3 separate regions of the Homo sapiens genome follow, and regions 2 and 3 are each linked to region 1. Evidence: read pairs that join two places in POLR2A ChIA-PET (ENCODE). Cell type or tissue: PC-9. All regions are shown on one strand. Links, peaks and the distances in the headings refer to the core of each region. The heading gives the core; the rest is flanking DNA.

Region 1 (10,833 bases), core at 3,203-8,202:
CCATGACTGCAAGAGAGTGAATTTCTGTTATTTTAAGCCACCCAGTTTGCGGGGCTTTGTGAGAACAGCCCGAGGAGACTCATATGAAAAGGTTCAGAGTCAGACCCAGCACCAGGATTAGAACACACATCCTGACTCTTCCCTCCCCTGCCTCTACTCATTGAGGAGCCGGTTATCAATGCTGCTCAACGGATGTGGGTTGAACAAAACAATGGCTCCCCTTGAGAGAAAATGAGGAAGCTCATGGACTTAGAGAAGTGGATATGGACAGGCCCCTGCTCATGCGTTCAGCATTGACAAGGTGCTCAGGACAGCTCTGGCTACCGATTTATAGTTCTAGGATGTAAATGCAAAACCAAAAGGTCTTCAGCATGATTTTCTTTTGTCGTTTTGTTTGTTTGTTTTTGTTTTGTTGTTTTTTTGAGACGGGGTCTCGCTCTGTTGCCCAGGCTGGAGTGCAGTGGTGCAATTATGGCTCACTGCAGCCTCGACCCTCTGGGCTGAAGCAATCCTCTCACCTCAGCCTCCCAAGTAGCTGGGCCCATAGTTGCACGCCACCGCATCCAGCTAATTACAATTTTTGTTGTAGAGACAAGATCTTGCTATGTTGCTCAGGCTGGTCTCAAATTCCTGGGCTCAAGCAACCATCCTGCCATGGCCTCCCAAAGTGCTAGGATCCAGCCTGATTTTCAAAATTCAACATCAGCAGAGGAAAATTACCTTTTGTGTTTTGTTTGTGAGGAAAATATTTCAGTTCACAAGCAATTGAAAATGAATGTGGAACTAACTGGCCGATATCTATTTCCCAAAGCCCCGTTTCTGATTCCCAACTGTGCTCAGCTGTGCTTCCATAAAGGACAATTAAGCCCATTGTGGCCATGAGGTTCCCTGAATCCACCAGTCTATGGCATTTGTATAAGGAGACTACTCACTGTGGGGAACAAACTGGGTCTTCTTTAAATTTCTTATTAATTAGATACCTCTTATCTGAACTCAGCACAATTTCTACTTATTCCCATGGGGAGAACTTATAGCTCTGCCAAGCATCGTGGGGCCGCCTCTGCTGCTCATACCTGGATTCCACGGGTTGGCTGTGCTCAGCTACAGCTGCAGCCGCAGCCAGGTAGGATGCCTGTCACATGCTTGCTGTACACAGCGAGCTGGAATGGATAACGTGAAGCCTACTTTTGCCAAAGAGGAGAAAAAACCTTCCCAGTAGCAGTGCAAATGCAAAGAAAGAACTTCAAAATGAATCTGAATACCTGTCAACTTAAAAACGTTTCTCTTTTTATTTTGCTAACTATTGTTCTAGCATTTTGTTCTAAAATAACTTTAGGTTCTAAAGTCGAGCTTCAAGACACATCCTGCCCAGGCGCAGTGGTTCGAGCCTGTAATCCCAGCATTTTGGGAGGCTGAGGCGGGTGGATCACTTGAGGTCAGGAGTTCGAGACCAGCCTGACCAACATGGTGAAACCCCAGCTCTACTAAAAATACAAAAGTACCTGGGCATGGTGGTGCACGCCTGTAATCCCAGCTACTTGGGAGGTTGAGGCAGAAGAATCACTTGAACCCAGGAGATGGAGGTTGCAGTGAGCTGAGCCACTGCACTCCAGCATGGGCAACAAGAGCGAAACTCCATCTCAAAAAAGAAAGAAAGAAAGAAAAAAAGACACATCCCCGTGGAATTTATCCTGAGTTGACCAGGTAGGTTCTGCAGTACTCAAATCCACTCCCACCAGCAAGCTATCTTGAGAAAGACTGGAGTTTACTGGAGATTGCTGGTAGGAATTGAGGAAGAAATGGAGAAGAGTCCAACTGAGGTGGGGGAGGGTGCTGAAGTGTTTTCCCACTACTCCCACCTTGAACCCCAGATGCCTCCAAGAGAACACTCTGTAGAGGCTGCTGGTGCCTGTGCTTCACTCCACCTGAACAGTGGCTGAGCTGCAGAAGTGCAGGCCATTCTGATGCACTGGGGTGAAGCATAGGTGGGAGGGCTTGGGAAAACTGGATCCTGCTCCCCAGCGGAGGGCTCTGACAGTGGGAGCTGGCTGGGGCACCTGTGGTAGATGGCAGGGCTGAGGGAGTGGGCTGCTGTACAGTTGCACGGACCCCCAACATTGGGTCTGGTATGAATGCATGAGTTTTTTCTTCGGGAGGGGAGTGGCAAGTGGATGCTGAGAAGATAGGCTGACTAGAGTTGACATTATGGGAACCCACCCACAAAGGCAGCCTTCAAGGGCATAGGGTCCTCAGCTGTAAGAAGCCATGGGCTGGACCCTGGGGCAGGAGTTGAACAGAGCTGCAGTTAGTTAGAGCATAGGCCCTCCTAAGAGCTGATATCTTGAGTGTGACAAAAGAGCCAGCACTTGGACGCGTGCCATGGCCAAGAGCTTTGGGAGCCAAGAGAGAACTACAAAGAACACACTCAAAGTCAAAGGAGTTTTGCTCCTTTCTGCTAAGCCCTTCCCTGCCTGCCCTGGCCCCAGAAGACACAGACAGGAAAGGATGGGAGAAGGAAGAGAAGAGGTACCCTCTCTCCCACGGTGGGGTTTGGCTGGCAGAGCTAGGCACACCCCAGTTACAAGGTGGAAGTGTGGGTATTAGGCTGGCCTCAATCATTTAATCTTGGGAAGGGAATTGGCATCACCTAAATGAGGCTGTGGCAGCTGAGATGGCCGGAAAGCTGTGGCTCCGCCCCAAGGAGTCATCTAGGACAGGAAAGGGAGAAGCAGTGGATCAAGATTGGAAAAGTAAAGAAGAAAGACAGCTGGGAGTCAAGACTGTTCCTTATGGCTCCCCCTTGGCGTTTACCCACTTGACAAATCTTTTTTTTTTCTTTTTTGAGACAAGGCTCACTCTGTTGCCCAGGCTGGAGTGTAGTGGCACCATCTCGGCTCACTGCAACCTCCGCTCCCAGGTTCAAGTGATTCTCTTGCCTCAGCCTCCCAAGTAGCTGGGATTACAGGCACACGCCACCACACCCAGCTAATTTTTGCATTTCTAGTACAGATAGTGTTTCACCATGTTGGCCAGGCTGGTCTCGAACTCCTGACCTCGGGTGATCCACCCACCTCAGCTTCCCAAAGTGCTGGGATTACAGACGTGAGCCCCCATACCCAGCCAACAAATCTTACAAATCTAAGAAATCAAGTTTCTTAGCAGACAAGAAGGTGACTTAACACCCCCAACTATTAGTCTCTTCTCAATGGTTGTACCAGAAATTCCCCAGTAATTTGTCATTATTCTTATAAAGCCAGGGATCTTCTCCCCTTTGAAATGCACATCCCTCTGGGAAGGACCCCTTGGGCTTTCCTGTGAGAGGACATTGGCTCAGTCCTTTCCTGAGAGAGGAGGGGAGGACAGATTTGGGAGGCTCTGGATGAGTGAGGAATATCTGCTGTTTGGGATGGGAGGGCCCAGAGATGCATACATGAAGGTGCTGAAACTGACCTTGCCCCCAGCCCCATTTACCTGGAGCTGGCTCCAGGAGAATGAAAACTTTGGAAAAATCTGTGTGTGTGTGTGTGTGTGTGTGTGTGTGTGTGTGTGTGTGTTTAGTTCTTTAAAAATTCCACGTGTCAACCCTTCGGCTGTTTTTCTATGTTCTTTGCCATCATTGTTAGTTCAGGTTAAATATTATGGTCAAAAAATAGAATGGGAACTAACAAAGAATAAATTGCCATCTTCTATGCTAAGGTTAGCCAATAGATGTTTCTGTTAAGCAATCCTAAGGCTCTGAGATACTGTAAGGTAGAGAAGCTCTCTGAAAGCTCTCATAAAGATATAAAGTTTCCCTAAAATCAATGAAAGTAAGCAGAGTATCCAGAAATAGACTCAAATATACATGGAAATTGAGCATATGGCAATGGGGACACTTCACATCTAGGGCAAAAGCAAGGTTCTGTGCATGACATTGGGACAACTGGTATCAGCGAGTAGGGGTGGGGAAGTGATCCATATTGCAATTATTATTATTATTATTATTATTATTATTATTATCATTTTGAGACAGAGTCTCACTCTGTCTCCCAGGCTGGAGTTCAGTGGCTCCATCTCGGTTCACTGCAACCTCTGCCTCCCAGTTCAAATGATTCTCCTGCCTCAGCCTCCCAAGTAGCTGGGATTACAAGCATGCACCACCATGCCCGGCTAATTTTTGTATTTTTAGTAGAGACAAGGTTTTACCATGTTGGCCAGGCTGGCCGCAAACTCTTGACCTCAAGTGAACCACCCACCTCAGCCTCCCAAAGTGCTGGGATTACAGGCATGAGATATCGTGCCCCGCCCCTACTGCAATTTTTTTATTTTTATTTTTTAATTTATTTAGTTTTTGAGACAGGGTCTCTGTTGCACAGGCTGGAGTGCAGTAGTGAGATCTCAGCTCACTGCAACCTCCGCCTCCTGGGTTCAAGCAATTCTCCCATCTTAGCCTCCTGAGTAGCTGGGATTATAGGTGCACACCACCATGCCTGGCTCATTTTGTATTTTTTTGTAGAGACAGAGTTTCACCATTGCCCAAACTGGTCTCGAACTCCTGAGCTCAAGGGATCCACCCACCTCAGCCTTCCAAAGTACTGGGATTAACAGCATGAGCCACCGCGCCTGGCTCTTCCTGCAATCTTAAAACCAGAATAAACTCTAGTTGTAATAATGTAGCCACCAGTCGCCTGGAGCTCTTTACAGTTAAATTAATTTAAATTAAATAATGGTAAAAACTCATATTCAGTTGCATTAGTCACAATTCAAGTGCTCAAGAGCCACATGGGGCTGGTGGCTGCCATATTGGACAACACAGAACATTTCCATCAACACAGGAGGTTCTACTGAATGAAGCTGCTTTGGACTGTTCAAAGATTTAAATGTAAAAGTGAACATTATTATTATTATTATTATTATTATTATTATTATTATTACTGAGACAGAGTCTCGCTCTGTCACCAGGCTGGAGTGCAGTGGCGTGATCTCAGCTCCCTACAACTTCTGCCTCCTGGGTTCAAGTGATTCTCCTGCCTCAGCCTCCCGAGTAGCTGGGACTACAGGCACGCGCCACCACGCCCAGCTAATTTTTGTATTTTTAGTAGAGACAGTGTTTCACCATGTTGGCCAGGCTGGTCTCAAACTCCTGACCTCATGATTCACCAGCCTTGGCCTCCCAAAGTGCTGGAATTACAGGCGTGAGCCACCGTGCCTGGCCTAAAAATATATCTTATTAAAGCACTAGAAGAAAACAAAACATGGATTTTTAAATCTTGGAATGGAGATAAATCAATGCAAAACCTAAAAACCAATGCAAGAACTTAAAAAACAGAGAACAATTGTTCAAATTGCTAAATAAAAATTTAAAATTTCCTCTTTGTGAAAAATAATCTAATAAACAGGCTTCAAATGGTAAAACAAACAAACAAAAAAACCAGATTTATAATCTACAAGCAGAAAAAGAGCTAATTTCCTTAATAAAATAATATAGAAGGACAAAAACCCAAGAGGAAAAAAATGTGTCAAGAACAGGGCATTTCACTGAACCAAAAAGATATAAATGGCCAACAAATACATTAAAGGATGTTTAACCTCAGAATTGAGAAAATGCAAATTAAATAATGATAGTATCATCATTAAATAATGGAAGAGGCCACTTTTCAACTATCATTGGGAAAATTAAACAGTTTGCATGCATCATTTGCTAGAATGTGGAAAATCTGGTAGGTTCACACATTGATGGTAGAAGAATAAACTACAGCAGTTTATTCAGTTTGCCAGCAGAAATCAACATTTTAAGTGCATGTTACCTTTGACCTAGTATTTCCATCATTAAAAATTTACCAGGCTGGGCACAGTGGCTCACACAGGTAATCCCAGCACTCTGGGAGACTCAGGCTGGCCTCTCACTATGTTGCCCAGGCTGGTCTCGAACACCTGGCCTCAGCTCCGTCAGGAGTACGAGACCAGCCTGGGCAACATAGTGAGACCCAATCTCTACCAAAAATACAAAAATAAGCCGGGTTTGGTGGTACGTGCCTGTGGTCCCAGTTACTCAGTAGGCTAAGGAGGAAGGATTGCTTAAGCCCAGGATGTGGAGGCTGTAGTGAATCATGATTATGCCATCATATTTCAGCCTGGGTGACAGAGCCAGACCCTGTCTTAAAAAAAAAAAAATTCCCTACAAATATACTTTGAAATGTGCACAAAGTTATGTGCACAAAATGCTCACTTGCAGCTGCATTTGTTATTTTAAAAAAAGAAAAATCCCTGAAATGTCTATTAAATAAATTATGTCTATGTAAATAAATTATGCTACAGCTATAAGTAAGATACTATGCACCCATTAAAAATATATGTGTTGGCCAGGCACAGTGGCTCACACCTGTAATCCCAACACTTTGGGGGGCCAAGGCGGACGGATCACGAGGTCAGGAGATTGAGACCAGCCTGGTCAACATGGTGAAACCTCGTCTCTACTAAAAATACAAAAATTAGCTGGGCATGGTGGCTCATGCCTGTAATCCTAGCTACTCGGGAAGCCAGGCAAGAGAACCAGGGAATCGGAGGTTGCAGTAAGCCGAGATCACGCCATTGCACTCCAGCTTGGTGACAGAGTAAGACTCCATCTCAAAAAAAAAAAAAAAAAAAAAAGTGTTGCAATGAGGTGACTATAGTCAATAATAATTTCGTTGTATATTTTAGAATAAGAGTATAATTGGATTATTTATGATACAGAGGATAAATGCTTGAGGGGATGGATACGTCATTCTCCAGAATGTGATTATTACACATTACATGCCTGTATCTAAACATCCCATGTACCCCATAAATATATACACCTACCATGTACCCACAAAAATAAAAAATTTAAAGTATATATGTGCTGATAAGATCCCCAAGATATATAATTAAGTGAAAAGCGTAGGGCTAGAACAAAGCGCAGTATGATCCTAACTTGGTCCTGTTTTGTTTTTAAGGTATACAGAATATTCATACAGATTTTGCTCATATGCAAACAAGATAGACCCGAGGATACGTAGGAATTTGCCAATAATTACTCCCAGTGAGTAGAACTGGTGGGTGGGGATATAGTTTTGTTTCTTTCTTTAGATCATTTTGTGTTTTTTGGGGTGTTTTTTTTGCCATATATTCATTTGTTTACATTGAAAATAAAACAGACTCAAAAGTAAATAAAGGTGCTGTATCAATGGAGAATATTCACCACTTCCTGTGTAAATTTAATTCCGAAGGACAGCGTGCACCTGAGTAATGTAGATAAAAAGACCCTGTGAGTCTAGGGGCTGTCAGATGGACTCTGCCCCGGCACACACGGAAGCAGGAGATGCTCCTGCCCGTCACTGGGAAGGGAAGTGGAGGCAGTCCCGTTCCTGATGTCTCAATGTCAAAAATGGCCAGGCTGAGCATAACCTCCCTCCTGCTACCCGATACTCAGCTCAGCTTGAGGACTCAGCTCTGACTCAGAGAAGGATCTGGTTCCAGGGAATTTTGTCATGAGAAGCAAATCATGTGACACCCCAGTGTGAGAAATGGCTGGCCAGTGTAAAGCTGTGGAAAATTGAAGTTAGTCTTGGCTCCAGGCTTTATGGAGGTTTTTCTATTAACCAGAGGTGAGCTCAGGTGCGAGGTTAATGGAAAGGTGCAGAGAAGGCTGTCGGGGGACTGCGGTGACGGTTTACACTGCTGTGTAGGATGCAGTTCCTGTAACAAGTGGATATTCTCTTCTATTATAAAATACAGCCCCATGGGACTGTGGCATCAAAGGCCTCTTGTGGGTCTGGAAACTCTTAGCTGGAGGAGAAAAACAGGCTCTGCTCAGGATGCAGGCTGACAAGCATAAGCCTTGTTTTGTTCTCTGTAGAAACAATGAAACTTCAAGCATAAGGAAAAATTGCTTAAATTCCTAACATCCCACCACCCTAAGTTAATTAATTGGCATATTTTCTTCCTATCTTCCTATGCATGGGTGCATGTTTTTCATATTTCTAATTAAAATACTCACAAGTTGTAGCATTTTGCCTTTTTAAACTATATACTATAAAATCTATTTTCAGCAGGGTGTGGTGGCTCACGCTTGTAATCCCAGCACTTTGGGAGGCCAAGGCAGGTGGATCACTTGAGGCTGGGAGTTCGAGACCAGCCTGGCCAACGTGGTGAAACCCCATCTATACTAAAAATACAAAATTTAGCTGGGCGTGGTGGCGGGTGCCTGTAATCTCAGCTAATCGGGAGGCTGAGGCAGGAGAATCACTTGAACCTGGAGATAGAGGTTGCAGTGAGTGGAGATCATGCCATTGCACTCCAGCCTGGATGACAAGAGCGAAACTGCATCTAATATATATATATATATATATATATATATATATATATATATATATATATATATATTTTCCATATCTCTGTATAACCTTACTACTTGCGGTCTTACTGTACCACATTTTACCAAGTTGACACACAGTTCCCTATTGTTGGATAGTTATATATTGTTAAATACTTTTGATTTGATGACCTACAAGATATCATTCCAGGGAGCATTTTCAATGTACGCAGTTTTTTCCTCCTGTTAAATTGCTTCCTAAAAATACTCAGGACTGGAACGACAAGGCCAAAGGCATAACCATTTTTGCAACATGTTGCCACATTGCTTTCCAGCTGGGTTATAATGGTGTTCTGTGCCTATGAGTTGCTGGGAGGAATTGCTCAGACAAGAATAGAGCCAGGAAGCCAGGAAGACAGTAGCTATTTTGGTCAGTTGGGGCTGCTATAACAAAATACTATAGACTTAAGAAACTGAAATTTATTTCTCACAGTTCTGGAGGCTGGAAGTCCAAGATCAGGGTGCCAGCATGATTGGGTTCTGCTGAGGGCTGTGTTCTTAGTTTGCAGATGACCACTTTCTTGCTATGTCTTCGCATGGCATTTTCTTGGTTGGTGCACTCAGAAAGACAGAGAGAACAAGATCTTCCATAAGGCCACCAACCCTATCAGATTAGGACCACATTCTTAGAACGACATTTAACCTTAAGTACTTCCTGAAAGCCTTATCTCCAAATACAATCAGATTGGGGGTTAGCATTTCAACATATGCATTGGGGTGGTGGAACACAATTCAGTCCATAGCAGTAGCCCTGCCCACCAGGGAAGCTCTTGGACCATCTGAGCCCAGCTTGTCCATGGACATACCACTCCACCAGCCTCTTCTCTGCAGAAAAGCCTATATGATGTGAGAAGAGGGAACACGAGCTCTACACCTTTAACAGAGTTTTGGGGGAAGTCATTAAAACAGAGAGGTGGGCAAGTTTGATTTCCATGTTGAGACCAGCAGACTGATTCCAACCTTGTTTGTTTGTAATTGACAATCACTGGATATGAGCTCAGCTGAAGCACACTGAGAATGAGGCGGTGGCATTCTAGACCTAAATCTGCCACTTAACAATCACCTGTCAGGTTCCTGCACCTCCAGTCTGCTCAGATCTTAGGGTGACCTGACACCACCACCAGGACCTTGCCAGCTTCCCCAGGATCCTGGAGCAGCATAATGAGGATGGGCTTGTTTGCTTTAGAGAATCTCTAAGAGCATCATTGGCCTCCTGACGTTGCCAGCACCTTGGAGACAGGTGATGCAATAGCTGAGCATTGGAGCAAGCTTCACAAAGTTTGGCTTCCATTGCATCACCTGTTCCAAACTGCCCCCAGGTCAGTCCTCATCCCCTTCTATCGCCATGACCAAACAGTCCACGACTGGCCAGGGGCTCTCTGTTTTGAGGCAAGATGGAAAAAAGATGGTCTCCCTGCCAATATGCCCCTCACCCACGTCTTATGCTCTGCAGTGCTGGACAGTTCCCAGTGGGTGTACACTTTGGCCATAGGGATTCCTCCAGGGAGCAAAAATGGTACCCATGAGACCAGAACTGGTGGGTGAAGCTGCTTGAACAAGCAGGGCAAGACTAGGAACCCTGCTCTGACCCAACCTGCACACTTGTACCCTGGGAGGCTGGAGCCGGGGAGCATTGGCCCTCACTCTCCCACTCAGCCCCAGCACTCCTTCCATCCAAACTAAAAGGTCCACATCCAGGTCCAGTGCATGTGCAAGTCATGTAGATTTTATGCATTTCCTATAGAAAGAAAAGAATGCCATATAGTGGTTTAAAAAAGACCACGTGCCATATAGTAAAATTTAATGAAGCTTCCCATTAGTCATATTGTTTCTGTCTCTAGGTTTTAGACCTGACTACCCATTACCGGGTATCCTCTCCTCCTCCCATTTCTTCCCAGAGAGCCTTGAAACCCTACCTTTAATCACCTAAGAGTTTTAACTTTATTATTCTACAAACATTTATTCCCTCTCTTCAAGACAAACAAACAGGGCTGGGTGCAGTGGCTCATGCCTGTATTCCCAGCCCTTTTGGAGGCCAAGGAGGGAAGTTCGCTTAAGGTCAGGAGTTTGAGACCAGCCTGGGCAATGTAGTGAGACTCCCCCATCTCTACAAAATTTCCTTTTTTAAAATTAGCAGGGCGTGGCATTGTACGCCTGTATTCCTAGCCACTCGGGAGGTTGAGGCAGGAGGATCGCTTGAGCCCCGGAATTCAAAGTTGCAGTGAGCCATGATCATACCGCTGCATTCCAGCCTGGGTGACAGAGCAAGACCCAGACTCTAAAAAACACTTAAACAAACAAAAACTCCTATGACTTGCCAAAACTTGACCAGCTTCTGCTCTTCAGACCTGTCCCTGCAACTCCAGCTCATCATGCCCATGAAGCTCAGAGTCAAAGGGAAGCTCAGGTGCCACGGAGTAATAAACACATGAACCTGAGAGAAAGGAAAATGGAAATCT
Region 2 (10,833 bases), core at 3,310-8,309, 210 kb after region 1:
GAGGTCGCCTTGCCAGCCGGCGCCGACCTCCTTCGCGTGCTCGCTGGGTCTTCTGCGGGAGCGGGCCCTGAGCTGGCTGCCCGCGACACCTGTGGGGCCGCCCCAGGGAGCCGAGGCTCGCCGGTCGCCGCCGCACAGGTGCGGCTGCCTGGATGGGAGAAGCCGGCATTCATCCTGGCGCCCCTCCCTGCCTCGAGTCGTCTCCCTGTTAGTGCTACCATCTGTCAGTGTTGTGATGTGGACTCAGCTGACTCCGTGGCCCTCGGTATTGAGCTGGCTGTAAGGACACCTCACTACAGTGGTGGGGCCTGGGGTGGGACGGAGGCCCCTCTCTCCACAGCTTTCCTGCCAGGTGGCATCTTAATGAGGAGAGCGAGTCTGGGACTGGATTCTGTTTCCTCATAATGTAGGCTAGCAAAAGGGCAGGAAAACCGCAGCCCTGCAGCCTGTTCTGAAACCTCAGGTCTGTGTTCCCTTAAGTCCTCAGACAGGGACTTTGCATGGAGGGATCTCCAGCCAGATATGTTATTCTCTGCAGGAATCAGTTAACCTTTTGGTAGCATTTCGGGGTCAGAGCCTCCAGAAACCTCAAAACACAGACTCCATCAACTGCGCATCACCCTGAGGGGGATTCTGGGGGTGGAAGTGGTGCTAGATTGCTACACCTTATTCTCCTGGGAGGGGGTTGTATGCCTGAAGATATTGTGGCCACAGACAAGAGGCCATGCATTTTTACCACCAAAAAAAAAAATATTATTCATCCTCTTATCTGAATTCTTTAACTTGGCTGGTACAGATAAAGGTAGTTGGAGAGTGGGCTTTTGATTTGCAGTTCAGACTGCTGTGTAACCCACCTCTGGAGAGGGTATTCATCCCAAGTGGACTTAACAGGTCAGCTGACTGCCCCTAGGGTTTATGTTAAAACCAACTCATGCAAATAAATGACTGTCCTTATGGAAATATTTTTAAGGTAAAGTGAAGATAAAATGGTCATGTTCTAATATGCTCCTAATGATCCTCAGAATGTGCTAGAGGATGGTTGAAACCAAGCAGTGGCATGTGCGGTAATGTTAAAATCTGACCTGTTTCACTAGTGAGGCTACACTGTTGCCACACTTATGTTTAGCTTGTCATGGCACATCTAGTTTTAACCTCCCTTGGAGCACTTACTTTAGAAGGCACTGTATTTAACTCCAACCATTATCCCATCCCTTCATGTATTCTCTTAAAATATGAGAACATGATGCGTGTTATTTTGTTAAAAGAATTGGTTTGCACGAAGTTGCTCCTGTCATCATTGGCTTTCAGAGGAAGTTAAGACCTGAAGGTCTCAGTTCTCTAATAGCAGGCTTGCATCTTTGCTCTGTGGACTTGGAAGAAAACAGTAATTAGCTGCCTCGGTTCCAGACAAGTTTGTATCAGAGAGAGAAAGAAAAACGCACAGACATGATTTAGAGAGAATGCATTTCATTGTGGTCCCTCTTGATACAAGTTAAAAGCATTTGGAGTTTGGATAGTTCCTCTCTGGTCAAATGGATTGATAGTAGATTTGGAGTAGTAAGGGTGTGAAGTGTGTTGGAATGTTTATAGTAATGCTCAGTTTGTTCCTTGTGGTCAGTCCTTCTCTGGGCGGAATTACTTTGGTCTGAGACATGATATTACCAGCATTGTGGGTTGTATAGAAAAACGGAAATTTAATGAACTACATTATAGCCATATGGTCAGAACTCTAGGGCCTCACTTTTTTCTGAAGTTCTAAGTAATCACATGCTCAAAAAAGCTACATCTTTCACCTGGATAAATTCTTTGCCTTTGGCTAAAATGTCTGACATGTCAATATTCTTAGGATTTTGGTGATGCCAGTGTCTGTTACAGGTAAAAGGTGTAGCCCCCATAGGTGTCACAACTTCTCATTTTATTACATTTTTCCAGTCTTTACATATTTGCTTCCTGTGACATAAATTATTCAGAATTTAGGTGCTGTTTAAGATTTTGAATTTAGGTGAGAATCTCTAAGGTAACAGTCAGATACAGTAGAGCCCAAGCTCAGTTTCCCTGTAAATGTCCATAGGATGCAAGTCCCCAAACCACTGGGGACAGGTGGGTTTGTAGGACTCGGAAATTTTGGATCTGAGGAAGGTAAAATGGTGTGTGTTATATAGAACGCTGCTTGTGAGATCGGGTGGCGCCCTTTAGTAACACACTAGTATTTTGCAGCAAAGCCTGAAATATCCATACTCAGTGAAATAAATAGTGATTAAAAATAGCCTCGTGCCAGTTAGAGTCTGGTTTTGCCACCAAAGTAATTTGCCAGCCATTTATGAAAAGAAGTTCCATTCTCAGACCTTTTTGGATTTCAGATTGACAGCTAAACTATCGTAGACCTGCAACGTGATAAGCATCATGAGAAGCACCACTGGCTTTCTGTACATTTTGGCCATAATGTTTTAAAATTTGGAGTCCTTGAAAATATAAAGGAAATTAGAAGTGACCTCAGCTGGTACAGGTTTTTCTTCCGTTAGAATCTTTTCATATTCTTTAAAAGAGCTAGTAAATTTTTGAATTGGCTACAGAAATCTAAAGACTAAGTAATTATTGCATTAGTCTATTTGGCTTAGAGTTAATTGCTTAGGCAAGGTATTTCCATTAGCACAGGGAAGCAAGATGGCTGGAGTCTTATTTTAAAGCACACACAGGCTCCTACATACGTGTACCTTTGGTTTGCCTGTATTCTGAACTGAAGGCATTAAGGATGAAAGGATTGGAGCACCTACCTTTTGTAGGATGATTCTCTTGTACTGTCTGGTCCTTGTTGGAACTTGTCTATTTAGGCTCTTCCTAGTTCTTCCCTCTAATGCAGAACAGTTGCCTCGGTGAGTTCAGGGCTGCTCCCTCTGTGTAAGGCTTGCAACTGATAGCAGCAAGCCAGCAGACATTCCAGAAAGACCCTGTGTCAGATCAAGGGCAGTTTCGTGTTAACTGATACACATGTGTTAGGGCAGAGTCCGTTGACTCAAGTATAATTTAATACAAGGAAAGATCAAATAATAAATGATAAATGACATTGTAGGGGGTCCCCTTGCAGCGCATGCTCTCTGCATCCCAGTGGATGCCGTCTGGGCCGGCCCTGGAACCAGCTGTGCTGTGAGTGAAGCCCACACTGGCTATGCCCATCCAGAACATTCGGTGTCTTTAGAGTGTTCTCTTGCTGTCTGGGAGGATTGATTACAGTAATAAAGTGATTCATTGATACCTCTTACTGAGGTTAGCTTTTAAAATTAGTAATTTACAACTGATTTTTGACAGCACATTTTATGAGTGGCTTTGTTCTTTAATTTCTGATTCCCTTGATTTGTATCAGTCAATTACTGTAGGGTGATAGACTTTTTTTTTTTTTTTTTGATGGAGTCTCACTCTGTTGCCAGGCTGGAGTGCAGTGAGCGATCTCAGCTCACTGCAACCTCCCCCTCCCAGGTTCAAGCAATTCTCCTCCCTCAGCCTCCCCAGTAGCTGGGACTAGAGGCGCATGCCACCGCACCCAGCTAATTTTTGTGTTTTTAGTAGAGAGAGGGTTTCACCATGTTGGCCAGGATGGTCTCCATCTCTTGACCTCTTGATCCACCCCCCTCGGTCTGGGATTACAGGCATGAGCCACCACACCTGTGGTTTTTTTATTTTATTATTTTATTATTTTTATTTTTTAAACCATTTATATTTTTATTTTTTAAACCATTTAAAACAAACAGCCTTCAGTGGAGAACGTGAGGACACAGCAATTAAATGAAATAAAATTACTGAAACAATTTGATAAAGTTTGATTTTTAAATTTGATTTGTTACTGAAAAGGACACTTTTTGTTGGTTGGTTGGTTGGTTGGTTGGTTTTTTTTTTTTTTTTTGAGACAGAGTCTCGCTCTGTCGCCCAGGCTGGAGTGCAGTGGCGCGATCTCAGCTCACTGCAACCTCTGCCTCCCGGGTTCATGCCATGCTCCTGCCTCAGCCTCTCCGAATAGCTGGGACTACAGGTGCCCGCCACCACGCCCGGCTAATTTATTTGTATTTTTAGTAGAGACGGGGTTTCACTGTGGTCTCAATCTCCTGACCTCGTGATACACCCGCCTCAGCCTCCCAAGGTGCTGGGATTACAAGCCTGAGCGACCGCGCCTGGCCTGAAAAGGACACTAGTAAGGAAACTATGTAATTCAGTGTTTCTCATTTGAAACATTTTGAACTGATTAGTCTTTTGTTATTAGAATTGATTATCTACAGTGTTTTGTTGTTACAATTGAACATTCCTAGAGTTTGCTTGCTTTTTGTAAATTACTCCAGATAGCAATTTAGGAAACTCCTCATTATTTTTGTTTAGGGCTAAAATGATTCTCCTGGAGACAGAGCAGTTGTACTTGGGGTACAAGGAAGAGCTGTGCTGAACGTCAGCCAGGGAACCTTCTAAGTCACCGCTGTGGGCTGTGTCCTGCTGTTTATTTCCTTAGGTTGGAGCCCAAGTTTCAGCATAGGTCACCTGTTAACATCTTTCTCTTTGATAAGTCATCAAAGAGACTTGGGCTGGAATATCCTGCCACCAGGGGGAATGTTCAAAAGTACATCTGCTCCAGAGGTCCTCCAGTGTTGACAGGCACATTGTAGCAAATTATTGGGTTATACAGTTAACAAATACCTTTTGTTTGGAGCTGTAAGACCCAATTATAAAGCACTAGTAGTTTTTGTCTTTTTAATGCATTAACAAACATATATTGCATGTTTATGGTGTGTTCTGCATTCACTAGGCAGTGGAAGCTGGAGCTAACTAGAGCACAGTTCCTGTCTTCAGAGGTCAGTAGCATACTGGAGGAGATGGAAAAGATTGAATGAATCACAGCCTCATGGGGTACTTGAGGGATGATATGACTATTTCTCTGCATAGCATATCTCCATTAGAGCACTAGTCCACTGTGTAACAATAACCTTGCATACATGCCTGCCACTTCTAACTAGTGAGTCCTTCCTGGGCATGAAGCACGTATCATTCCTCTGTGTACTGCAGAGTTGTAGACACTGTGCTTGACACATAGATTTTAGTAAATGTTTATGGGTGGAACTAATGAGAGAACTAGAAGAGGGAGTGAATTGAATGTTCTTGAGTTAATGGGAAGGAGTTAATGAAGGCCTCACAGAGGGGCAAATGAGCTGGATCTTGTAGGATCTGTAGGAGTTTACCAGGTAGAGAAGAGTGACTCCACCAGCAAGGTGTTTGGGATTTCTATAGTTAATTGTTAAGAATTTATTCCTGTTCCCCAGATCCTTATGACTAATGCCAACACTAAACATAAAACAGGATGTTACTCTTTCTACAATGAGCTTTGGTGTTTTTGTTTTTGAAAAATATTTTCGGTATATGGTTTTTGTTTCTGATAGGAATTCTCCTTTAGGCTATTGTCAATTTGTTTTCCTGTAATGATTTGAAACAATTATATTAACTTAAAATGATGTCACAATGAGTGAAATAATGAAAAAAAGTTATAGTTATTGAGGGTAGTCTCATGATGAGATAAAGTGCATACAGCTGCACTCATGTCGCCAGGTGATTAAGAACAGAATTGGTATTAAGGTCAACGGATTAGCAAAAAGGGAGGAGATTATTGTCTTTTCATTATTTTGAAAGAAGTACCATCTGCCCTTGATTGTTTTGGTTTAGGTTTTATTCAGCCCAAATTAGAATCCGCTGTGGTGTTGATTGTTCCTTGTTGGTGATAGCCCTAGAACTGTGTTTCCCATCGTTGATACTTGCATTCACGTTTGCTAGTTCTCTCTTCTCCTGTGAAGACATGAACGTAGCTGCTCCTTTAATTACATTTAGCTAGTTTTAATTCAGAGATGGCTATTGGCCCTTTGTTTTCTTACCATCTTTTATTGTGTTCATTTTCCTAGTTGATTTTTAATGGTGACATCACTAACAGCTCTAAAGACTCAAAGCTTACCAGACAGCACGCTTCCCTGGGTCAGAAGATGAGAGTCCTCTCCTCTCTCATTCAGTACCAGGGTGTACCAGTGAGAGGCTTGTGAAGGGATTGTTTCGGCGACTCCTTATCTAAGAAATGAAGATAATTTTTATGAGGTGCATTTTGGTCTGTGGGAGTGGAAGGGAAAATGACGGTTTCTTTCCTATACTGTCCTTTGTTTGGAATGGTGAAAATGTTTTGAATCTGTTTCTGGTGTGATCGTTAGGTCCAAGATTTCACGTGACGTTGTGTGCCGGGTGTTGTGGTCAACACACAGGAATGCTCCTTTATTCTCTGTACGGCCTTTGGGTGCATCATTTGAGTGGATGTTCATTTGCTTGAGACGATTGTCAGAGGGAATCTTGTGTGCCCTTTGCTCTCTGTGCCTGTCATTGCGAGGGTTTCTTTGAGCCGGTCTGCTGACCGTCAGGCACTTGAGATTGACTCGGTGAACAATGCCGCCAGCCTTTCTGATGCGGCTCCTGCCCTCTCTGACTCCTACACAGGATCAGAATCACTCAGATATCACTTCTGTTGGTGGAGGCGAGAGAAGAATATTTATCCAGTTTCTGCCTTTCTGCCCCCATTAGCTCTTTACCAAAAAAAAAAAAAAAAAAAAAAAAAAAAAAAAAAAAAAAAAAAAAAAAAAAGCAAAACCAGTTATTCTGTGAAAATATGCAAAGCAGAGTTTTGGCCTTGAGGATGCGTATTTGTGACTTGCTTTCCTGTACAGTAAGTGCTGCCGCCTCAGGAGCGGGCGCAGTCGCTTATGGTGCCGGTGAGCCTGCGCGGCGCTGGCTTTTGCTCCTCTGGTGCCAATGCAGCTCGTTGACAGCTCCAAGATATTTGGATATCTCACTCTTCCGGCTATTTCAGCTGCCAAACTAGAATCCCAACCTTCTGAGAGTCTGTTCTCTTTTGGATTTGTTCATAGATGTCTATTCTCTCCTGATCTGGTTCATGAACACTCTGGAAGCCAAGTTCATTGAAGACACTCTGGATGTGTAATTTGGAAGAGGAGACTGGAGCATGGAGGCTTTGTTCCTAGTATTAGAGAAACACATAGAAAGGACACAGTGTCTAGCGCTGGTTAAGGAAACTTAAAGGAAAAAGATTGGGGCTCAGAATTAGGAAGTAATTTCTCACAAGCATAGCCATTCTGCTTTGGAAGAAGCTGGCTTCTCCTATCACTGGAGGCACCCAGACTCGGGCTGGCGAGGGATTGTTAGGACGGGGGCTGTGTGTGTTGTTGCTGGTAGAATTGATGGACTTCAAGTCCCATCCTAGTTTTCAAGGTCTAGAGTCCTTTCAGGATCTAGGATTTGATTTTTGTACCTGGTCTTCTCTCAGGGGGTAGTTTTCTCCCAGGCTTAAAGGAAGATATTTGTCTGGAGTTTCTTTGGACTGTCCTCCTGCCTGCCTGCCTCCCTCCCGCCCCCACCTTGGGATCCTGGTATATTCTGCCGGCTCACCTGAGACGTAGTAAGAGTTCTGCCTGTCAGCTGCAAGGTGCTGGGTGGAAGGTCCCTGCTTCCCACTCCCGCTCTCCTGCCTGCCAGCCCCACAGTAGTGCTGCCTGGGCTTGTGTTTCGCCATGTAGCCCCTCTCGATACCGATGCCATTTGTCTTCTGGGCATCCAGATGGTGAGTGGTGGCTGGGCATGATCTTAATCGGATTCTCCCTGTGCACAGCCAGCCTTGACTCGAAAACTGATTTCAGGTGTGTGGATAATACAATGATGGCGGCAAGAAAGAAAGAATGCTTTTCTGTTGGTTGTTGGAACACATTTAAATTGCCACATGGAGAAAGCACAGTGTCTTGATTTGGTGGAGTGGATTTAGTCTTGACAACAATACTTCGGTTAGTAAGGTGATTCTGCCTAGTTATCTACATCCCTGAGCTCTGTCTACCTTGTGCCAGTAAACAGATATGTCACTGTGCAGCCCAGCACCATATCTTTGCTTTACTTTATTTAGCTGTAATACGGGTTTTGCAAAAGACCTAAAAATAGAAATATTGCATATGTGGCTGTGTTTGCATTTATAGTTACTATGAGATATACATTTGCCCAGGTGGATTTCTTATATCCCGAAGCTCCAAGTATAAGCCAACCTTGTATTTTGCTTTCACTGTTTTCCCCTGTATTTTCTCATGATCTTCAATTTAACTACTTCCTTTAAAATTATTGACCACTGTTACCTTAAAATTATAAATGGGGAGAATAGAGTTCTCTTTTTTTCCTTTGGCTTAATCCCCTTCCCACTCCTCTTATTCGGAGGAGTAGCGATTACTTGGCAGCATATGGATTCGTCTCATTCCTGGTACAAGCCAAATATGTGTTTATTTTGGACAGCTAGTCTGAGTGCTGCGTCCCAACATCACCTTTCCTAATCCCTGCTGTGCCTTCTCCTGGAGGGCTGGCACCAGAGAGCATTGCCTGGAAAGCAGAGTAATCTGTGCTCTTGAGATTTTAGAGAATAAGGATGGATATTCCTTGTTGGGCGTGACTTTTAGTCTTCAGAGTAAGAAAGCACTGACACAGTATATTGATCAGGTTTGTTCAGTGGAGTGTAGTAAAGGTCATTTGGTGAATTCCGTATTTTCAAATATTTAGGTTTCTAATATGATGCGAATGGTGTTACGTGGATCTGTGTTGTACTGACGCTGACATTTTGACTGTCGTTTCTAAGTAACGTACTACTACTTTGGATAAAAAGCACCGTGGCTTAACCATTGAAGATAATGTTACAAACTTAGATAGTGGTTGAGCTAGCAAGTAACTAGTGAGAGGAACTTTAGCTCTATATGCAGGAGATCAGAGCACAGGGAGCTGGCCCCCTGGCTGACCTTCCTTGTGGGCTACCCACGCCTTGCAACTGAAGAGCGGTAATTAAATATATATTCATAGAAGAGTGGTAAAATCTGCTTTGTCCGTGGAAATGAGCTAAAATATTAAGAATTCAAGGATGTTGGGCCAGGATTTGGGCTTTAATTTGGCGCGGGAGAAGTGTTGGGCCTGAGCCCTTGTAGGGGTGGGACAGGGCAGGGGTTTGAGTGTGAATGCTGGTGTCCAGAGGGGTCAGGGGCCCTGCAGCCCCCTCTAGAAGCTGTGACTTGGGAAGCACCCTCGTGTCCATTTGGACCCGTCTCAGGTGACTTGATGTGTGTGATCCCCCCATCTCTGTTCTGTGGCTCTCTATGGGCCTGGGGAAGGGGTCCCAGGCATCCTCTTGAAGCCATGTGGGGAGGCACCGAGAGCAGGAGGCTGGCTTCTCCTGGTGTCTTGTCCTTGGCAGGGAGCAAGTGACATCCATTTTGACTGGTGCTGACAGGGTGAATGTACTAGCATAGGTGTGTGCAGCTGGGGCTGTACCTGCCAGGAGCATCCTGGCGCGGGTCTCCTGCCTGAGCTTCTCCTTGTTGGGAATGCTGTCCTTAGGCAGATCCTCATTTTCAGGCCTCACCAGAATTGCCTGGCCTGGTGGGAAGAGAGTGGCTGCGGGCTCCCAGAGGTTCAGCTCAGAGTTCTACTCCACACTTCCTGGGCCAGCTTCCGCCTCTGAACACCTGAGCTGACACTGGGACTGTGAACCCAGATAAGATGATCATGCTCACAGCTGCAGCTCAGGATGCAGCCAGCTGTGTTTTTCCTACTTCCTCTCAGCTGGGCAGTTTGCTGGCCTCTGAAAATTCTAGCCCCCCCTCCCCCTTTTCTTTTTAGGCAGAGTGTCGCTCTGTCGCCCAGGCTGGAGTGCAGTGGCGCCATCTCGGCTCACTGCAAGCTCCGCCTCCCAGGTTCACACCGTTCTCCTGCCTCAGCCTCCTGAGTAGCTGGGAATACAGGTGCCCACCACCATGCCCAGCTAATTTTTTTGTATTTTTAGTAGAGACGGGGCTTCACCGTGTTAGCCAGGATGGTCTCGATCTCCTGATCTCATGATCTGCCCTCCTCGGCCTCCCAAAGTGCTGGGATTACAGGCGTGAGCCACCATGCCCGGCAATTTTAGCCCTTTTGACACACTCTATGACCCTTCTTACGCGCCTCCCGAGGAGGAAGCATGCACTAGAGCGTGACTACAAACCTGGTGCCATGCTAGAGCGGGAGAGGAGTGACTGCAAACCTAGGCCTCTGTCCTGTCACCTTTCCTCCAGCTGGTGAACCACCTTGTCTACTCCCTTGCCCCAACACAGCCGACAGGTGGACAGCCAGACACATGCAGAGCCATTGTTTTTTCAAAGACCTGTTAAAGTTTAAAGGCTTTGTTCACTCATTCTTGAGACTAACAGTTCAAGTTCACAAGAATAAATGTGGAATACAGTATGCACCTAAAAATATAATACAGTTTTAATTTTCATCTGTACTGTTAGCATTAACCAGCACTTACTGAATAATGTCCTCTTAGGACTCTGTGTTAATTGACTTTTTAAGGTTGATTGTTAATAGAGCAGTAGGTTGGGAATTACAGTATTGGTGAAATTTAACTGTTTTTCACGTGTGTATACCTAAGTCCTATAAAGGGTCTAATTTAGTTTGCTTTTTTTTTTTTTTTTTTTTTTTTTGATACAGAGTCTCACTCCGTCACGCAGGCTGGAGTGCAGTGGCACAATCTCAGCTCACTGCACCCTCTGCCTCCCAGGTTCAAGCAATTCTCTGCCTCAGCCTCCCAAGTAGCTGGGATTACAGGCATCCGCCACCACGCCCAGCTAATTTTTTTTGTATTTTTAGTAGAGACAGGGTTTCACCATGTTGGCCAGGCTGGTCTCGAACTCCTGACCTTGTGATCCACGCATCTTGGCCTCCCAAAGTGCTGGGATTACAGGCGTGAGCCACCGT
Region 3 (10,833 bases), core at 2,053-7,052, 200 kb before region 1:
TCTGGCCATCTGTGGGACCGTTTGCATGTGACCCACCTGCCCAGGCCTCATTTTCCTCATTTGTAGGATGGACAATGTCACCTGACACTGTTGGGAGAAGTGGCCCACGCATACCTGGCCCAGAGCAGAGAGATTGCTGAGGTCCACTTTACGGCTCATTGATGCCAATGGGCAGATAAGATAACCCTGGGGAACATTAGCCCTAGTGCTCCTTGGAGCCCAATCCTAGGAGTCAGGAGAAGCAGGTGGGAACATCAGCCCTGGCGCTCCTTGGTGCCCAATCCTAGGAGTCAGAAGAAGCAGGTGGGACCTGCTCCCTCCACCTCAGCTGGCCTCCCTCCCCACCCGGCACTAGAGCAGGGGCGAGCCATTGGGTATCCTCCCTTGCGCTCCCCAACCATCTCCTGGGGTGAGCTCAGGGAGCCTGCAGCTACTGGGACAGGGGCCCACTGGCACCTTGCTGGCCCCTACTGCCAGGCAGGGTACCATCAGCCAGCTCGCTCCTCCCAGGGAACTGCCTCTTCTCCAGCAGCCTGGAGTCCCCCACTTCCCAGCCCCATCGTCCTCATCCCAAGCCTGATCCCATTGTGTCCTGTGACTCCTTGTCCCTTGTTGGGCACCTGCATCTGTCCTCCCTCCTCAGCCTCCCATGCCCTCTGCATCCTGCACTCCTGCTGAACGAATGACCCAGGCCTCCACTTCCCATCAGAACATCCTCTGCAACACGTCCCTTACCGGCAGGCGTCACTCCCTGAGCTCACCATTTCCCTGCAGCCATGCTACGTGGCTGCTGCTTAATGTCTCAGAGGCCCCTTCTCTGAGACAGGGTTGAGACCTGGGGTTTGCACCCCCTCTGCCTTGACGCATCCAGCCCAGTATTCCTCCCACTTGCTCATGGCCAGATGAGGAAGGGAAGTGGCACCACTGGGCATTTGATTGAAAGCAGCAAAGACTCCATGACTCCCTTCCCACACTGCTGCCATTGGCTTGGTGGACTTTGACTGCAACCCTGCCAACAACCCCCGTTCTCCTGGCTTCCCTGAGCCTCTCACCTCTGATGACCTTCCCCACCTCATCTTTCACTCTCAACAGATGACCTCAACTCCTACTTTACAGAGAAGACAGAAACTAGGAGCTGGGACCTCCTTCACCTTCCTACTGCAAACCCACAGACCCCCCTGCATCTCCCCTCTGCTGCTTCCCCTTCCTTCCTTGTCACAGTGGAGGAGGCATCTGTGCTCTGGGATTGGCCTTCCCACCAGCCCTCCACCTTCCTGAGCTCACGCACCCAGTCTCCTCTCTCCTGTGTCTCCAGCCTTTCTCACTGCACTCTTTGCTCCATTGCTTTCATCAGCCTATTCTGCTCAAATTTCTCTGATCTTGAAACAAAGTTGGCCGTGGACCCAGTTCCTGCTCCAGCCCCAGCTATATTTCCTGTGTCTTCCCTTCCAACCTCTCCTGCCACAGCCAAGGCCTCTCCCCTCCATGAACTCTCCTCTCATAGTCCCCCAAATTCACCAAGTTTTCCAGCTCACGCCTTTCACATTTGCTCTTCCCTCTGCCTGAAATGCCCTCCCTGCTCCTCCTGTAGCTAGTGCCCTCCTTGACCTGTTCTCCCATGAATGCCTCCACCTCCTCCCAGCCCAGGCCAGGGTTCCCTGTGTCTCTCATCAAAACAGCATGGAGCCTGAATGTTCTGCTCTGCTGGACCCAAGTCCCCCAGCCTCCCAGGCCTCATCTGTCCCTTTAATATCCCAAGTGGCTCAAGCCTAGCCCATCCCATAGGAAGCTGTGGAGGGTCACCTGACTGTAGGGTATTGCCGGAGGCCCTCGCATGTCCTAAGCCCTCCAGGCTGCTCTCTGCTGTGGTCTCACTGCTGGGCATCACCTGAGATTCAGACACCTTCTCCCACCAGCCTGCCTCCAGCCCCCTGAAGCAACAGGAGGCTCAGAGCTGTTGAAGACAGATGAGAAACTCTTCAAATTGGACAACAGATCCCAGCATTCCAAAATGCCTTCCTTCCTCACTAAAGGAAATTCCTCATGCCCACGTCCATCTCTGCTTTGAGGACGCCTCCTTCCCCATCCCTCCTCTCCTCCCATCCTGGAGTCACCCCTCCTGCCTGCAAACTCCGATCTCCCCAAATGCAGGTGATTTTCACCCTTCCTTGTTCAAAGACAGGCACCTTCTGAGGTACTGGAAGATAGCATTTCAACATGTGAATTTCGGGGGATGCAATTCAGCCTAGAGCAGATATCCTCTCTTTCTCCACTGTGGCTTCAAGTACCAGTTGTGCCACTTTCTAATTGTTCATCCCTGGGCAAATATTTTAACCTCCCCTGAACCTTGAATCTCACATCTTTCAGATGCAGGTAATGACAGCCACCTGACCGGGCACAGGCAAGGATTAAGCGAGGTGATCTGGGTGAAAGGCCCCACAGGGTTCATGTAAGTTCCCTTCCTTCTGATCCTTTCTTCCCCTCTCTGTGTCTGCAGACATGAGCCCCGCTTTGAGTTTGCACAAGAGTGGTGTTCCTTGCAATGACAATGACAGGTTACTAAGGCGCGCACACTCTCCTCCGATTTTTAACCTAATGGATGACCCCATCGGCCTCCTTGAGGCCTGGGTCCAGAATTGGAGACTCTCAAAGGGAAGTTGCTACAGTTTATGATGGCAGGAAATCTGTTTACATTCTGAGTCTAAAGAGGAAAATGTAGGCATTCTTTCAACTTCCTGTTACAAAATGCTTCATACCAAAAATTCTTGCCTCCTCCGAAGTCACTGAAGGGTTACAGAGAGATCTCCTAGTTGTTTCTCTGCGTTTCCACTTCTCAGATACTACTTTAAAGGTGGCTTTTCTATGTTTTCAGTTTGTTTTTCTTCTCTTGGCTAAACATATATCCACGATTAACAGATTGTCACTTAGAAGGTTTATATTTATCATCATTATTTATGTTTATTCCTCTTCTGCTTTTATAAACTAACAAATGACATATTTTCTTCCACTGGTTAAAAACTACTTTAAAACTTTATTTCAACCATAATTTAACTTTTGAAATTTTTTACCCTATTTTCTCCAATACCCCTGCTTTGTTTTTAGTTTTCTTTAAATGGACAGCGAACTTTGTGAAAATCAAAATATTGTTTTATAAATAACTCAGTTTCTCCTCCACCCTTAACCAATGAATGGAACTACACAGTATAGTTTTTCTGCTTCTCAGAAGCTAATTACTCTATCTGATGTGTTTAATCTTATTTCTGACTTTTAATAAATCCATTCTTCCCAGGCTCATAAAAACTTCATTAGTTCAACACATTTCTTTTTATCTTGTTGTTGTTATTGTTGTTGGTGTTTTCCAATACAGAATCTCACTCTGTCTCCCAGGCTAAAGTGCAGCGACGTGATCTCAGGTCACTGTAACCTCTGCCTCACAGGCTCAAGTGATTCTCATGCCCCAGCCTCCCGAGTAGCTAGGACTACAGGCGTGCACCAGCGTACCTGGCTAATTTTTGTATTTTTAGTATAGATGCGGTTCTGCCAGGTTAGCCAGATTGGTCTTGAACTCCTGGCCTCAAGTGATCCACCTGCCTTGGCCTCCCAAAGTGCTGGGATTACAGGTGTGAGCCACTGCACCCTGCCTACATTTCTTTTTAAATGCCGCACCTTGGAAGCACCATAGTGGTTTTGTCCTTGCATGTGCGAATCCAGTTTTGGGCATTGCTAAGTGGATACACCTGCTGAATAATCACTTGATCTTTCCAGTGGCACCCACCAAAGACTCATCTTAAGATCCTGTAAAAGATGCACCCAGTGGAACTTGGTACTAAAAGACAATGGAAGCTCTTTTCAATCCTAGGGTTCTAGTGGTCTACAAAATGCCTTACTATCCAAATTTAACTGACATTTTTCTTTGCCACAGAGTATGTCAACAATCCATTCATTCATGGTCAAATATTGTAAACTTTTTAAGGTATGCAGCACTTAATTTTTCTCCAGAAAGAGTGAGAAGATAATATTCAACTAAAAACATAAAATCTCAGCTTGGAAATGGAGAAATATCTTCCTAGGCCTGGGTAAATCCAGCAAGGTAAATCAGAGAATTGAAAAATAGGACATTTGGGAGTTTTGCCCATGACTTGAGCAATTCTCTGTCTGCCAGAGTAGAATTTGGAGGGTGTGGTACCAAGTTCGTGTGTGGTTGGTCTCGGCATCATGGGGGGAGTATGCCTTCATAACAGCCAACGGGGGGTCTCTCCACAACTCCAAGCCCAGCAACTTGTAATCTAGTTTTGACAGTCAAAAGGTATTCAGTGAATGGATGATTAAATGAATAATAGCCTGGTAGAACAAGACTAACATGTCTCTATATGTGTGTGCCTTGACCTCCGTTACAGAGTCCTAGAGTCTATATTTTCTCCCCCTGTGGGAGACAAAGAAACTGAGACTGAAACAGTTCTACAACTTGCTGATGTCACACAGGGACAAGGCTCTATTTTCTGACCCCTGGGCTTTTTTTTCAACAACTGTATTCCATTTCTGAGTCAAAGGGAGTGCAGACTAGAACACGCATCCCAGTTCTCTCGCTGGAGCAGAAGCTCCTATTCCACCCACACCAACTCTTTCTTCATCTGTACGATGGGATAATGTGCCGTTTCCCCTACCTCACTAGAGATAGAGGAGGGGGATCCTCTAATGAGACAGCAGGGAGAATTATTTGAAAAACTAAACCAACATTTAAGGCCAGCTGCTGCTATTATTTTACTAGCAGCTTCTTCTTTTGTGCCAACTTAAAGCTACTTAAGGTAATATTTCCTTCCTACTTTTGATACAACTGGGTCTTTATTAGGAACGCTTCCTCCTGGGAGAAAAAGGAATTCCTCTGAATTCTTTGTTTCATGTTTAAAAAACCCGGGCAATGGAAAGAATATAGTTTGACCAGTGAGGATTAACTTCTAGAGATGTTGTACCATAACCTGGAATGCCAGAGAAATTGTAAAACAAAAGCTGTGGGTGTCTGCAACACTGCCGCAACCTCAGTGGCCAGCCGCAGAAAGAGAAAGAGCCTTGAAGGAAGTTAGATTTTGGTCACAGGTAACCACAAAGAACTAGTTATCACACATTGCCACATGGGTTGTAATACATCTATTAAGAAGCAGATTTTCTTTGGGGTTTGTGAGTCATCGTTCAGAATCTTAGTTCTGCTTGAGAACATGTGAACTGAAATGATCTATTTCTGTGTTATTCCTTTTTTCTCTTTTCTATCTTCATTTATTTTTTAAATTTATTTTATTTGTAGCATTCTTAAAACTCTGTAAGAATGGAGCCCAGGAGAGGGATTTTCTTTACTTCATTCCTAAGCCTTCAGATTCCTTTGTCTTAGCTTATTGTTGCCAGCTATTAGTTTGGAAAGCCTAAGACCTTCCATGAGAATTGTGTAGCCCCTGAACCCATTTCTCACCCATCAGATTGGCAAAAATTTACAAGCCTGACAATACACTCTGTTGACAAAATTGTGGGGAAACAAACATTCCTACCATGCATTGCTAGTGGGAAGGCAAATGTAAGTATTCATCTTGTTCAAAGAGATCCCTGCAGAAATGCCCCAAATAATGCTTGACCAAGTATCTGGGCACCCTGTGTGGTACAGCCAAGTTGACACAGAAAATTAATTATCACAGCTATGATACTTAATCATAGCTGATTAATGACTGTTGTGACCCCTATGAAAAAGAATTTGGCAATATCCAAATTCTGTGTGCAACCCCTATGTAAAAGAATTTGGCAATATCCAAAAGATCTACCTAATGCATCTGGGCTTTGACTCAGCAACTCCTAGGAATTTATCCCAAGATTTACCTCCAACAATATGAAAATACAGATGCACAAGGTTATTCACTGAAGCATTGTTTCTAATAGCAAGACATTGGAAACTACCAAAATGTCCAAGCAAAAACAAATCTATTGAACCCAGGAAATTGGTTCAGTAAACTCTGGCACATACATACAATAGAATAATAAGCAGCTATACAAAGAATGAGCCACATGCATGTATTTCCTCATTCTTTCAGCTAAGAGAGCCTAGAAACAATGACACTCCAGGAACAATGATCACTCGCTACTGCCAGATCTTAGTTTCCAATCCCACTATTCAGTGAAAGGAATCAGGGCTCCTTGGAGAAATGGCTGATTCTAGGACTGGAGCAGGAAATATAGAAGACAAGCCTAGAACTTCTTATAGTACCAGAAGGTAAGGAAGCTCAAACAACACACGCATGCACACACACGCACATACATGCACACATGCACATGCATGCAAGCACACACACTACAACAACAGGAAACATCAAAGGGACACAGGAGCCAATGGAAAGAGCTCCCAATGACCCAAGCTAGGATAATTTGAGAAGAAAATACAGTGATATTGGACTATAACCCAAGTATAAAATAAATGTCCATGAATTCATAAAGGTACAAATAAACGATTGAATGGGTAAATAAAGTAATGGGTGTGGTGGCTCACGCCTGTAATCCCAGCACTTTGGGAGGCTGAGGTGGGTGGATCACTTGAGGCCAGGACTTCGAGACCAGCCTGACCAACATGGAGAAACCCCGTCTCTACTAAAAATACAAAATTACCTGGGCATGGTGGCACACACCTGTAATCCCAGCTACCTGGAAGACTGGGGCAGGAGAATTGCTTGAACCCAGGAGGCAGAGGTTGCAGTGAGCCGGGATTACGCCACTGCACTCCAGCCTGGGCAACAAGAGTGAAACTCCGGCTCAAAAAATAAATAAATTAATTAATTAATAATAAATAAATGAGTATAGACAAATCTTCTGAGATGAATTCCAAATGATTTGTATAAATATTTTGCCCTCAGATGGGAGAAGCATAACTCCTTACTTCTTAAGTATGGGCCACACCTGGTGATTTCCTTCTAAAGAGTCCAGTATTAAAACGGGAGGTGGGGAGTAACTTGACAGTGGAGAAACGTGGCAAATACTACCTCAAGCCAAGTGATCAAGGTTAGCATCATCAATGATAAGTTATGTTGATCCAGTGTACCCTTGATTTGATGTGAAGAGAATATCGTTTATCTGTGTAGTGTCCTCCTGGAAACTCATAACCTCAGTCTAATCATGAGAAAAACATCAGGATAATACCAATTGAGGCTGGACACCGTGGCTCACGCCTATAACCTCAGCACTTTGGGAGGCCGAGGTGGGCAGATCACTTGAGGTCAGGAGTTCAAGACCAGCCTGGCCAACATGGTGAAACCCCGTCCGTCAGTACTAAAAATACAAAAATTAACCAGGTGTGGTGGCAGCGCCTGTAATCCCAGCTTGGAAGGCTGAGGCAGCTTGAACCCAGGAGGTGGAGGTTGCAGTGAGCCAAGATCATGCCACTGCACTCTAGCCTGGGTGATAGAGGGAGACTCTGTCTCAAAAAAAAAAAAAAAAGAAAGAAAAAGAAAAAAAAAAGAATACCAATTGAGGGGCATTTTATAAATTAACCTAACCAGTACTTATCAGTCAAAGTCCCAGGCAAGATGAATATACAGAGACCTGATGAGTAAATGTAACATGATATCCTAGATGAGATCCCAGAGGAGAAAAAGGACCTTGAGCAAAAACTAAAGAGATATAACTAAGTTATGTACCTTAGTAAATAACAAAGTATTGATATCGGTTCATTCATTGTGACAAATGTACCATCCTAATGTAAGATGTTAAAAATAGCTGTGATAATTAATTTTCTGTGTCAACTTGGCTGGACCACACAGGATGTTCAGATACTTGATCAAACATTATTTGGAGCATCCCTGCAGGGATCTCTTTGAATAAGATAAATATTTAAATCAGCAGGCGTTGAGTAGAGCAGACTGCTCTCTGTAATGCAGGTGGGTCTCATTTAATCAATGAGAAGCCTGAATAAAATAAAAAAAAAAAAAAACAATGCTCCCCTGAGCAAGAGAAGTTTTCTCCAGGAGAGGTCTTTGGACTCGAACTGGGACATTGGTTTCTCCTGCCTTTGGGCTCAAACTAAAACCTTGACTCTTCCTAGGTCTTGAGCCTGCTGGCCCTTTGGAGTAGAACTACACCATCGTTTCTCCTGAGTCTCCAGCTTCCTCCTTTCCCACCCTGCAGTTTTGGGGACTTTCCAGCCTCTGTAACTGTGAGCCAATTTCCTTATAATAAATCTCTTTCTAGATATGTGCATACTATTAGTTCTGTTTCTCTGGAGAACCCTGAGTATTACAATAGGGAAAACTGGGTGTAGGTGTATAGGAGCTCCCTGTATTATCTTTGTAAATTTTCTATAAATTTAAACTATCCTAAAATAAAAAGATTATTTTTTAAAGCCCAGAAAAAATAAATTGAAAAACAAAAGAATTAGGAAGATCTCTATAAATTAATATGGAAGTAGTTCTAGAAGACATTATTAAATGGGGAAGAAAAACAGCATTTGGGGGAAATTTATAGCACAATGCCAATATTAGAAAAAGAAAAAGGTCTCAAATCAATGACTTCAGTTTCCACCTCAAGAAACTAGAAAAAATAACAAATTAAACCCAAAAAATAAAGGTCAGAGAGGAATCAAAGAAATTTTTCAAAGTTTTAAATGAAAATAAAAATAAAGAGAATACAGCCAAAGCTGCTTCTTGAAGAATATCGATAACATTAGTAAACCTCTGGGCAAAGTACTCAGGAAAAAAAGACAGAGAATCCATAATCTCCTGACATTAGTAATGAACAAGGTGACACCACTACAGATTCTACAGAAATGAAGAGAATAATCATGGAATATCATTAACAACTCTATACCTATGATTGATAATTTAAACAAAGTGGACAAATTCCTTGAAAGATACAGGCTATAAAAGTTCACTCAAGGAGAAAGAAATAATCTGAATAACCCTACACCAATCATTAAAAATGAATTTGTACTTTAAAATCCCCCCTCAAAAAAGAAAATCCCCAGGCCTAATAACTTTACAGGTGGATTCTACCAAATATTTAAGAAAGAAATAATACTAACTCCAAACAAACTCTTCCAGAAAATTGAAAAGGAAAGAACACTTCTGAACTCACTATATGAAGCAAGCATTGCCCTGATGCCAAAATTAGTCAAAGATACTACAAGAGAAGAAAACTGCATATCAGTATCTCTCATGAACATAAATGCAAAAATTCAAAACAAAATTGTAGCAAACAGAATCCAACAATACAAAAAAGGATAACACATTATAACCAGTGCATTTCCTGGGGAAGCAAGGTTAGTTTAACATTTGAAAATCTATCAATGTATTCACCATATTAACAGATTAAAAAAGAAAAATCCATGTTATCATCTCAACAAACACAGAAAAATCTAACTCTCAGTAAAGCAGCACTAGAGGGGAATGTCCTCAATCTGATAAGGAACATCTATGAAAAATCTACAGTTAACTCCATACTAGGTAGTAAAGGACTGACTGTTTTCTCTCTAAGATCAGGAAAAAGTAAGGGATGTCTATTTTTATCGCCTCTATTTCTGAAGATTCTAGCCAGTGCAGTAAGACAATAAAAAAGAAATAAAATTTATCCTGATGGAAAAGGGAGAATTAATATTGTCTTTATTTCACTGTGATATGATTATATATAAAAGCAAATGGAATCTACAGAAAAGCTGCTAAAACTAATAAGTAATTTAGTTTGAAATGTATACAAGATCAATATGTGAAAAAATCAATTGTATGTCTAGGACCAAATAATCTGAAATTCCCAAACTACCAATTACAATAGCATCAAAAATATAAAATACTTTGGATACATTAGTCAAAAGATGTACAAGACCTGTATATACTAAACTATACAAACATTGCCGAAACAAAGAAAACCCAAATAAATAGAGAGATGTGTGGGTTGAAAGGCTTGATATTGTATGATGACAATTTCCCCCCATTCTATAGAACTGATGCAGTCCCAATACAAATCCCAGCAGGACTTATAGTAGAAACTGTCAAGCTAATTCTAAAATTTTGATGTAAATGAAAAGAAAAGGACCTAGAATATCCGAAACAACTTTAAAAAGAAGAGCAAAATTGGAGGACTAACACTTTCTGGTTTCAAGACCCATTATAGATCTACAGAAATCAAGACAATGTGGTATTAGCATAAAGATAAAAAACAGATCAATGGGAAGGAACAGGAAGTACAGAAATAGATCCACACATATAAGTGGGCATGTGATTTTTGTGAAATGTGCAAAGGCAATTCAGTAGAGAAGGAATAGTCTTTTCATTAATGAAGCTGGAATGATTGGATATCCATATGTTTAAAAAGTGAACAAACACCTCACAAAAAGATATACGGATGGCAAAGATGCATATGAAAAGATACTCAAAATCATACGTCTTTAGAGAACTGCAAATTAAAACAACAATGAGACACCACTACACACCTATTAGAGTGCCTAAAATTCAAAATACCAATGATACCAAATGCTGGTGAGAATGTGGAGCAATAGGAACTTTCATTCATTGCTCATGGAACGCAAAATGGTACAACCACTTTGGAAGACAGCTTGGCAGTTTCTAACTAAGCTAAACATAGTTATATTATGTCATCCAGCAATCGCATTCCTAAGTATTTACACAATTAACTTGAAAACTTATGTCCCCACAACAACCTGCACACAAACGTTCTTAGCAGCATTAATCATAATCTTCAAAAACGAGAAGCAACGTAAATGTCCTTTAATAGGTGAATACCTAAACAAACTGCAATACATTCATACAATGGAATATTATTCAGCAGTAAAAAGAAATTTGCTAACAAGTCACAGAA

Evidence for each region. Peaks named below come from ENCODE experiments on the same cell type or tissue, not always from the same donor. Only the 100,000 strongest peaks of a DNase experiment are listed, where the experiment ranks them.
Region 2: POLR2A ChIA-PET joins it to region 1 with 6 read pairs; 2 of 35 experiments call an interaction of 5 or more read pairs at or near these places.
Region 3: POLR2A ChIA-PET joins it to region 1 with 5 read pairs; 3 of 35 experiments call an interaction of 5 or more read pairs at or near these places.

The regions. Positions count from the first base shown.
Region 1 is chr2:235,461,729-235,472,561 of GRCh38, forward strand. No RefSeq gene overlaps it. Among named protein-coding and RNA genes, the nearest start is that of AGAP1, 27 kb to the right of the region's middle. In PC-9, for the core only: no CTCF peak of the experiment used is centred there; DNase peaks (open chromatin) are centred at 6,063 and 7,413; H3K4me3 peaks cover 764 bases; H3K27ac peaks cover 2,962 bases.
Region 2 is chr2:235,671,310-235,682,142 of GRCh38, forward strand. All of the region lies in intron 1 of AGAP1 (ArfGAP with GTPase domain, ankyrin repeat and PH domain 1), which reads left to right. Among named protein-coding and RNA genes, the nearest start is that of TNRC17, 160 kb to the left of the region's middle. In PC-9, for the core only: a CTCF peak has its summit at 4,679; DNase peaks (open chromatin) are centred at 4,552, 4,892 and 5,302; H3K4me3 peaks cover 498 bases; H3K27ac peaks cover 2,469 bases.
Region 3 is chr2:235,266,056-235,276,888 of GRCh38, forward strand. LOC105373940 (a long non-coding RNA gene) reads left to right here and starts at 4,562. Exons shown (of 3, transcript XR_924009.1): 1 at 4,562-4,805; 2 at 6,072-6,250; 3 at 8,069-8,173. RefSeq lists an enhancer at 7,570-8,137. In PC-9, for the core only: no CTCF peak of the experiment used is centred there; DNase peaks (open chromatin) are centred at 2,706 and 5,096; H3K27ac peaks cover 1,109 bases.